Linked DNA regions of Mus musculus: region 2 is linked to region 1. Evidence: chromatin loops called from intact Hi-C (ENCODE). Cell type or tissue: heart. All regions are shown on one strand.

The links. Hi-C counts contacts between places; a loop is a spot of excess contacts. Peaks named below come from ENCODE experiments on the same cell type or tissue, not always from the same donor. Only the 100,000 strongest peaks of a DNase experiment are listed, where the experiment ranks them.
Region 2: it touches region 1 in a loop (6-fold over the local background); 25 of 42 quality-filtered maps call a loop at or near these places.

The regions. Positions count from the first base shown.
Region 1 is chr4:43,628,381-43,633,380 of GRCm38, reverse strand. It overlaps Npr2 (natriuretic peptide receptor 2), which reads right to left and starts at 1,446. Exons shown (of 22, transcript NM_173788.4): 1 at 530-1,446. The coding sequence starts at 1,196. In heart, a CTCF peak has its summit at 3,023 (motif pointing left); DNase peaks (open chromatin) are centred at 850, 1,180, 1,840 and 2,960; H3K4me3 peaks cover 3,109 bases; H3K27ac peaks cover 2,001 bases; H3K27me3 peaks cover 993 bases.
Region 2 is chr4:43,709,684-43,714,683 of GRCm38, reverse strand. No RefSeq gene overlaps it. Among named protein-coding and RNA genes, the nearest start is that of Olfr71, 5.6 kb to the right of the region's middle. In heart, a CTCF peak has its summit at 2,644 (motif pointing right); a DNase peak (open chromatin) is centred at 2,660; H3K27me3 peaks cover 290 bases.

The sequences.
Region 1 (5,000 bases):
GTGCCCTGGGGCCACATGGACCATCTGGTCCAAGTCAGAGCCCAACTCCAGACCCCAGAGACTGGCGTGATGACCCAAGCCCCTCCTTCCCCCAAAGCTGTGTTTGCTAGACTTCACAGCCCCCACGTCCCCTCCTGCCTACCTCTCCCTAGGCTCACAAGCACTTGTGCTCACAATTTTTGTGTGAGCCTTACCTGCTTTCCCAATCAAACCTGAACCCATAGAGTCATCTCTATGCTACCAAGAGGCTTTGTGTTCCAATCTAAGGGGTCTCTGCTCACAGACAGGTGCACATTTCAGATCAGACATCACCCACATCCACTACTCAAACCCCAGCCCCAGGCTCAGCCTTGCTGACCTCTGACTGATGCCAGGTTCTCTCAGGAGCTCTGTCCTCAAAAGTTCCTCCATCCCAACCATCACATAGAACTCTCCCCTTCCTATCTCTGCCTATTTCTCTGTGTTGCACTGCTCCAGGGACATAGCGGCCCACCTCCCCTGTTTCTAAAACAGCCCGGGCCACACTTACTGCGCCCGTTGGCTCTGATGAAGTGGGTGGCTTGCTCAGGGCCACCTGGCTCTCGGGCATACACCTGGTGCTGCACACTGAGGTTGCTGCCCTGCAGGGCCTCAAAGACGCCCTCGATGGTGAAGTAGTGGGGCCGGTCATCTGTGCGAGCATCCAGATACAGCAAAGCAGCCCGAGCTGTCCAATTGAAGTGCCCGTGCAATGTCACTACAAACTCACCCAGCTTGGGCGCAGAGGGGCCAGTGCGAACCAGGGTACGATAATGCTCATTCTTAGCTGCAAAGCCAGAGGCCACTGCCCCCGCAGTCAGGAGGGGAAGGCGCCAGTGTGAGGCAAAGCGAGCCACAGAGGCAGCGGGGTACACACAACCGGGGCCCAACAGAAGGTCGGGGTCATGGTACAGCTTGAGGTCCACAGCGCGCAGTGGTGCCAGGTACTCAGAGCAGGCGCCGTCTAGTTCGGAGCTGACAAACCGCAGGTCCACGGGCAGTGCCCGGCCCAGTGCCTCCACAGCCAGTGCCACAGCAGGACCCACCCGTGGCCAGGCCCAGGCATAGCTCAGGTTGTGTTCTGGCAGCACCACCGCCAGCGTCAGGTTCCGTGCCCCCGGAGGACGCACCCCACCTGCCAGGGCTGCCACCACCAGCAGCAGGGATGGCAGTGCCATGGGGATAGAGCAGCTGACCCACGGTCCCCCGAACCAGGGGCCGCTCTGGCCTACTGGGCAGGCACAAGCGCCACCCAGCCTGGAGCCTGGGGAAGAGGGCCAGGAAGAGAAGTGGGGGCAAGCTTAGTCGGCCCGGATACAGAAAGTGCTGGGGACCACGCAAGAAGAGGATGGGGGGAAACCTGGGTCGGGAAGGAGTGGGCTACCAGCCCACAGCCAGGTCCAGGGACTAAGGATAGGGTGGCAGAAGGAAGAAGAGACCAAGGGGGCCTGCGACCGGGATGAGGACAGTGAGAGGTGAAGTAGCCTGACAATTCCAAGCCGAGAAGGGAGGAATCTGAGCCTGGGATGGGGTAGGGACTTGGGGGAGGCTGGCACAAAGAAACGGCCCGGGGACACCTCACAGCTGATCGGGCCGGGAGAGCAAAGAGCTGCGAGAAGCCAGAGCCCCGGGCTGAGGTGGGAGGGCGCCCGCCGCGGAAGGACTGGGACATGGGCAGGCAGGGAGCGAAGCGAGGCCTGGGCCAGAGGGGAGGGAAAGGCAGGGGTGACTCTCCCAGTGACGGCTTCTCCCGAAGCTCCTGCCTGGACTAACGGGCCCGGGCGCTGGTCCCATCCGGAGCTGCGGCGGCCCCGCCCGTGTCCCCCGCTCCTCTCCGCTCCGCTTCTCCCGGGCCCGGCGGCCTGCGCTGCCCGCCGCTGCCTCCCGCCCCCCGCCTGGGCCCCCGCGCGCGCCGCTCGCTCGTCCAGGTCAGGTCGCCTCGGCCCGGCGCGTCTCCGCTCGCTGCGCCCGCGGCGGCGGCCGAGTGTGACTTCCCCGGCAGGCCGCCCGACCCCGCCCCTCCCCCTCCCCTCCCCGCCCGGCCCCACCCTCCGGCTGCTGCTGCCACCCCCACCCCTGCCTGGCGCCCAGGGACCTCCCAGTCCCCAAACCACCCGGTGAGCGCCCCAGGGGCTCAGCACCCCGGGCCTCTAGGCCAGCGAGGTTCATGGGCGTCCCCATACTGTAAGGGCCTTCCTCTGCTTCCCCCAAGCCCCTTGTGCACAGGACTGCTCCCATCTCACTCATGCCTGCCTTCTTCCCTTGACACCCCACTTTTCTTAGAGTCCATTCACTCAATCAGATTTCCGCAGATGCTCCAGTCTCCAGGAAACTGTCAGAAATCCCCAATCACTGGGTATCCATTTATTCCTGGGTAGGGAAAACTCTACCCATCTCCTCAACGCCAGAGTGCTTTTCCTCAGGCAGGAGGAAGTCAGACCCTCATGGCACCAAAGGACTCCATTCTTCTCGGATCTTTATGGAGTCCACGAGTCCTCCTCTTCCTGGGGACTCAACTCTCCACTCTGTTTCTGTCTCCACGGTCGTTCTGCTCTTATGCCTATTGGATCCATCAGCCATCTGTTCCCAGGGCCTTGTCCTTTTGTCTTCCTGAGCCACACTTGGTGGGAGCTTATGGACTGACTAAGCCTAACAGGCCTCAGCAATTAAAGTTCATTGTACCCCCACCTAGGGATCCACCTCACTCCTAAAATTCCAGGCTAGAAAGTTCATCCAGGTACCCCTTATCTGGAGTGCTGACCCCATCTGGAAGAACAGCTTGTGAGAGATGACATCATTGCAAAGGGAACAGCTATGGCACCTTGGGGAGTTCTCAAATTATCAAAAAGGACATGCACATAAACACATTCTCCTCCATGCCGACAGCCAGTTTCTCTCCCACTTGAAGCCACTTCTCCAGAAATCACAGTGCCAAGAAGCCAAAGGCTCCCCAGCAGAGACTGAGAGCTTGCAGGCTGAGGACAATCTTTCTCTGAGATGAAGGCGACCCCTAGTGGCTTGAGGAGAAATTAAGGACCGAGTCTTTTTATTCAGAGCCATGAGTTCTGGCTGCTGTAGGCTGGAACACGAAAGAAGCTAATTGTTTCAGCTCTTGCCTTAGAGGGGCACACAGCTAAAAACCCTGGTCCCTGGAGTGAACACAGAGGTCATAAGAAAGCCACATTGACAAGTGGCCCTGCTGGATGCTCTATCCAAATAGAAGCTTATGGGTACCCCTCCCCCCTTTAAAGAACACCGAGGGAAATGAATTCTTGCTCCAGGCTGTCAATCCTGTTGGTGAAAAGGAATTATGCTCTGTCTGGGCAATAAAAGGAAGAGCAGTCACAAAGGGGATGGACAATATGAAAAAGACACGACTCTCAGGCCTGTCATCTTGGGACTGGGAGACTGAGGTAGAACGACCGTGAATTTGAGTAGCCTGGGCTACATAGTGAGTTCAGAGACTGCCTGAGCTAAATAGCAAATGTCTCAAAAAAAATGGTTCCTCTCTTATTTATAAATATTTACTTATTTATGTATATTATATATTATTCTATTTATTTATATTTACTTATTTATGTATATTATTTTATTTATTTATTTATTCGTTTGTTTATAGTTACTTGTTTAGAAACAGGTACTGGGGGCATGGCTCATGCTGCTCTCCCACTCCCAGTGCTCCTCGCCTCAGTCTCCAGGATGCGGCAGGCACTCACCACATGCTGTTCTCCAGCTCCACACCAGTCAACCAAATCACTGTTCTCGCGAGAAGAGCAGAGCAGGGCAAAAATAACATAACATTGCCAACTCACAGAGCGCAGAGGTAGAATGGTTCCAGTCCACCTGCCCAGAAATAATCGAAATCGAAAGCAGCCGCCAAGAGACAGGTCACACAGTCGCGATCCCCACCCCCCAGCCCCCACCCCCGACCCTCTAATCCGAAATGGCTTTTCAGTGGTGGAACAGAAACTGGAAACCGGGTTCCCTGATTCCTAAGGTGAGGAGCCTCTTGGTAGAAATTCTGCTGATTCATGGACTCACAGTGTCTCGGCCACCAAGGCCCAGCCAAGTCTTTCAGGGACGCCTGTGGATTCCAGTGAGAGACAGGCACCACAGTTACCCGGGAAGCACAGGTGCAGCTGTGTCCATTATTCTCGGTGTTTAGAACTAGGCGTTATCTTAAGGATTAAACTTTCAAGCACCATCCAGTGTGCTTTCTTCCTTCCAATTAGCGGTGTGTCTAGACAGAAGAGGCCAGTCAGCAAAATTAAATGATATTTATTTATTTATTTATTTATTTATCGTGTACACATGTGGTTTGTTTTCCACAGGTATGTGCAATGTATGTATGTGTACAAAAAAAAAAAAAAAAAAACCAAAACCAAAACCAAAAAACAGTCCACACCCAGTGTTTTCCTCTACCATTCTTCACCTTATTATTTTTGAGATAGACTCTCTGACTAAATATGGTGCTCACCAATTCGGCCACACTAGCTGACAAGCAATCCAAAGTGATCCTGCTTCCACCTTCTCAGTGCGAGGATTAGAGGCACACACTGCACACTATAACCAGCTTTTGCCTGGGTTCTTGAATTGAAACTCGGGTACAGCAAGTTCTTATGAACTGAGCCGTCTCCCAGGCCCAGCTTAACAAGGTTTTTAATATCCGGTGAAAGGTTTTTTCTGTAATTTTGAAAGGAAGGTTAAACATATCATGACTGAGAGTCTCATGCTTTACTGCCTGAGCTAGCCTGGCATCGAAGGCATCTACAAGAGTGACCTTAGCCAAGACTCCTAGTAATAAGGGATATGGAACCTACATGGGCCATCTCTTGTATCCAGGCAAGACTTCCAGTGAAGGCATTGGGACTCCAACCCAGCCACAAAACCTTCTACCTGCAATTTGTCCTGTCTGCGAGGTGTGCTAGGGTAAAGGTGGCATATAACTTGTGTAAGTGGCCAACCAATGACTGGTCAAACTT
Region 2 (5,000 bases), 81 kb before region 1:
GGAAGGAAGGAAGGAGGGAGGGAGGGAGGGAGGGGGAGAGAGAGAGAGAAAGAAAAAAGAAAGAAAGAAAGAAAGAAAGAAAGGGAGGAAAGAAGGAAGGAAGAAAGAAAGAAAGAAAGAAAAGGAGGAAAGAAGGAAGGAAGGAAGGAAGGAAGGAAGAAAGAAAGAAAGAAAGAAAGAAAGAAAGAAAGAAAGAAAGGGAGGAAGGGAGGAAAGAAGGAAGGAAGAAAGAAAGAAAGAAAGAAAGAAAGAAAGAAAGAAAGAAAGAAAGAAAGGGAGGAAAGAAGGAAGGAAGGAAGAAAGAAAGAAAGAAAGAAAGAAAGAAAGAAAGAAAGAAAGGGAGGAAGGGAGGAAAGAAGGAAGGAAGAAAGAAAGAAAGAAAGAAAGAAAGAAAGAAAGAAAGAAAGGGAGGAAAGAAGGAAGGAAGGAAGAAAGAAAGAAAGAAAGAAAGAAAGAAAGAAAGAAAGAAAGAAAGAAAGAAAGAAAGGAAGGAAGGAAGGAAGGAAGGGAGGGAGGAAGGAAGGGAGGAAAGAGAGAAAGAAAGAGTGAGTCAGATATTAGTAAGAATTCCAAGGAGCCAGAAGCTTCATGCACAGCTGCAGGGGTACAAAATGAGGCAGCTACCTTGGAAAAGAGCCCAGTAGTTCCTCAACACGTTAAAGAGAGAATTTCCATATGACTGCCACTCTGCTCCTAGAAGGAAAAGAAGCTCTGCTTCCCCACAATGTTCATAGCAGTATTGTTTATAACGGTCAGAAGATGGGCACAGTCCAAACTAATGAATAGCCAGTCAAATGGCACATCTGTAAGTTTAGCCAAGCATGACCCTGGCAGCACGTGTGTGAGGTCAAAGGACAACTGCGGGAGTCAGGTTTCTCTGTCTCCCACGGGTGTCCCAGCAATGGAAATCCACCTGCAGCCATCACCTTAGCTGAGGGGCAATCGCCCCCTTCCTGTCTTCCTGCCTCCCTCCCTCCTCAACCCTCCCTCTCTCCCTCTCACCGACCCTTTCTCTTTATTTTATATTGCTAGGGTTGGCCTAGAATACCTGGCAATCCTCCTGCTCACGTGAAGAGATTACAGACCTGGCTGTTACGGAATATTCGTTAATTAGCCTTCTGACTTGGTAACCTGCTTTTAACATAAGCCCTGGAACTCACTGTGTAGACCAGGCTGGCCTCGAATTCTCAAGAGATCCACCTGCCTCTGCCTCCCGGGCGCTGAGACTAAAGGAGTGTGCCACCATGGCCCAACTCACATTCTTTAGCTGGCTTTTCTTTCATGTTGATTGATTACTATTCTGTGGATGGAAAAAAAGTATCTATTCTTGTCCCTGTGTCAATCACTCGGCTTCAAGTCTTCTGCTTGTTTTGTCTTCTTCCGTGCTAATTCTTTGTTGGGTCCAGTTTTCCTCCTCCGGTGCTGACGCTCTTGAGTGCGTTCTGCTTCTTATTGGTCGGGTGTTTTCTCATCTAGTGTTCCCTACCTCTGACTTTGTGCCTCTTTGGGACTGTGATTCTCACACACAAATTGTCTCCCTGTCCTGGGCGCGGGGCCATCACCTGAGCTCTCCCTTCCTCCAGAGACCCTTTGGTCTCAGATGACAATGGCCTCCTGAGGCCCTCCCTGTCCTTGCCACGTCGCAGCTCCCTCCTTCTTTGGCTGTGGTTTCTCCCAACTCATCTGGTTACCATTTCCCAGGTATTCCTCAGTGTCTCTGGCCAGCTGGTAGCACTGTCTCTTGTTTTTCAGACTCTTTGGGAATCTCTTTGTTTAACTATGGACAAATTCTGCCTTCTACAGCAGCGCTTCAGAAAGGTTTCCAGTGTGGGGGCAGCAGTCACAAGAGCCTGTTCTCTGAACCAGAAGTTGGGACGTAGTTTTCTAATTGGTGAGTTTATTAATAGGAAAAGCCATCCTGCTTCATAAAGTGAAATGACATTTGAGGGTTTGCTTTATTGAAAATGACATCTGGAGCAGCTGGCTGTTTAGCTCAGAGGTAGGGCACTTGCCTGGCTCAAGCATCAGCCCTGCAAAGGAATGGGAAAAGAGAAAATGGTGCGAAATCATCATAAAGCTTAGAGAACAGGATCTGTCGGTGAGGGGTTTGAGAAACCGAGATATTTTTATTTTATATTTATGCATACAATGTGTCTTGATCACATCGCCTTCACACCCATCATTCGGAAGCTCGCTCTCTCTCTCTCTCTCTCTCTCTCTCTCTCTCTCTCTCTCTCCTCCCACCCCTCCCCCCTCTCTCCACTGGAATGCTGACTGATCTAGTTGGCTTGATCTTGCACAGGTCTTGAGCAGGTAACGACCACAGCAAGCTCATGAGTACAGCAGCCATGACATTTCTAGAAGACACTATTTTACATCCTTTTAGCTCTTCCTGGAAGGCTGGATTCTTTGGATGAGGATCGAAAATACATCTTTCTTCGAGGTTTCCTAATATTGAGAGACTAGTAGAGCCCCAGAGGCCATATGGACAGTCACCCAAGGATACCCAGCTTTTATGTCTATTTTGTTCCTAGATTCAAAATTCTTTCTGCCATAGTAATTAATCTGTCAGGGCCTGAGTGCCCCAGTCCAGGATTTTACTGGGATTCCAACTCCATTTTCAAAGAAATCAGCATTGGCTCGGTGGCCACCAGGGGGAGCCTGGGAGCTGGTCAACTCACCTCCCCAAAATAGGACTAAACAAAACAGCAGGAGGAAACACAGAATTCATTCACACACACAGATACTGCTGTAAATCACGCTGTTGACATATAAGAAGAGTCATGTGATCAGAACAAAGCCAAAGACATGTATTAATGAAGGGACAATGTCCATGCATGAGTAAACTTGATTTTTGTAAAGATATCAATCCCATCCCAAACCAGCCGGTCAATCACCAGAAGACCTTTCATGAAATATGACAAACTGATTGCAAAATTCGTGTAGGAAAGAAATGTGCAATAATAGCCAAAGAATTGTTGAAAGGGGCTGACAGGGCCAAGGGCTGGCTTACAGCAGCTTTTAAAGCTGTTCGTTTCCTGTGAGGTGACCACCACGGCAGTTATTGCAGTGTGAGGACAAGAAGAGGCATTCCTTTAGAATGGGCCAGTGTGTCCAAAAATAGACACACACGGACCTGTGAAATTAGTTATGACAAAGGCAACTTTTAAGGTCTGTGATAAGACAGTCTATAATAAATTCTTCCATAAGTGTGCAGACTTTACCCAGTGCAGAGAAGATACGGTCTGAAAAAGAGCCAAAGTGGAAAACAAGTTGAAAAGTCTGTGGAACAAAGATCACCATGAGTTCCAGGCTAGCCTGCACTAGCTACAGAGTGAGAGCCTGTCTCAAGAGAGCCACAATAGAAAATTTATCAGGAAAAAAATACTTTTAAAATGTATTTATAACTTGGGAACATGAACACACACACACACAATAGAGAAAGCTGTGTGCTCCAAATAATTGAATATCGATGGAACAAAATATAGCAGTAAAAGGTTTTTAAAAAATGGGGTGAAGAGATTAAGAACACAGACATGTGTGTGCAAGCAAAACACCAACGCACATAAAATAAAAAGGAAACAACTCTTTTTTTAAAATACAACAACAACAACAGCAAAAATCAAAGCCCAGTTCTAAAATGAAGCGGTGCCGTGGGGTTTGTCTGAGGCAGGGAATCAAGCCCTGTGTCTAGGAGAGAAGGGTGTGCTTTAAGCCGCACCCCACACACCTTAGAACGCTGTTTAAAGAGACCCCCTAAGCCACCAGAGGCATGGATCCTGGAAGCTAGGAACTTCAGTGAAGAGGTGTCACACTGATGCCATGAGTACAGGGAAAAGGGACCAGGTGGAGGCAGAGGATAGTGGTCACTGGCCACCTGTTCTGCACTGACCAAGGACAAGTGACACGGTGAATCATGGCCATCCTCTGCCTCACTAAATGACACTGGGCTGCCGCTGGACCTCTCTACAGCAATCTCTTGTCCATACAGTAGGTCTCGGTCGAGACAGTCTTCAAACACTGGCTCGTTCAGATAGCCAAAACAAGACAGTTTTGCTTGTCTCTCTATCCAGTAGCTCCCTTGTTACCCGCCCCCCAGATTTTATAATTTTGTAAACTCTTGATGAGAGATGACCCAAGACCCCTCACGCCCACCTGGGTGGGTCGCAGTGTTCATTTTTTTTTTTTTTTTTTTTTTTTTGCTCATTGTCCTTCAGTTTAATTTGTGAACTTATTCAAACTGCTTATGTAGTCATTAATTACGAAGTCATTCATTAAGCTCCTATCCACTCATGGATTTACTTGTGAGCATTCCTGGGCCAATTCTGGCTGGGGACTGACCTGCAAGCATGGTTCCTGATCCCCAAGTCACTTTCTCCAACTTCTTTTACACTAATTAAGCTCCCTAACTAGACTGGAGACTTGCTAGTGTAATTGGGTCTTTGGGACATCCTCCCTGAAGCACCCCAAAGTTTGTTAGCTGGGCACAGTTCCTCTCCTCTCTTTAAGTCGCCTTGGGGATTGTGCAATCCCTCGGCACACAGGGCACTTCGAACGGTGCCACCTCTGTTTGGCCCACTTGCTCCCTAGAAGGGTGTTGGCCAGCAGAGCACTGAGATCTGCCCAGAACGGAGAGCCCCTCCTGCCTGCAGTCAGCCACTGAGAGCCATCCAGCCTTGATCTCACCAGAATTCCACCTACTTCAGAGACTCCTGCGGGGTGCTCAGCCCTTAAAATAAGTCTGCCAAATTCTAAATGGTACACTTAATTTTATCAACTTGCAAACTCTTCATGAATTCCTCAATTTAAAAAAAACCTAGGCATGTTTCCAAGGTTTGGAAAGTCAGGCTGGAGTGAAAATTCTTCCAGGGATGCAGTGCACAGGTCGTGAGGAGGCCGGAGGTGAGACACAGGTTTGCATAGAGGAAGTGAAGGGTGGAGAGCCCCGAGGAACTACCGGGGCCTTGGCTTCCCACTCTCATTCACTGGGCCTCAGTTTC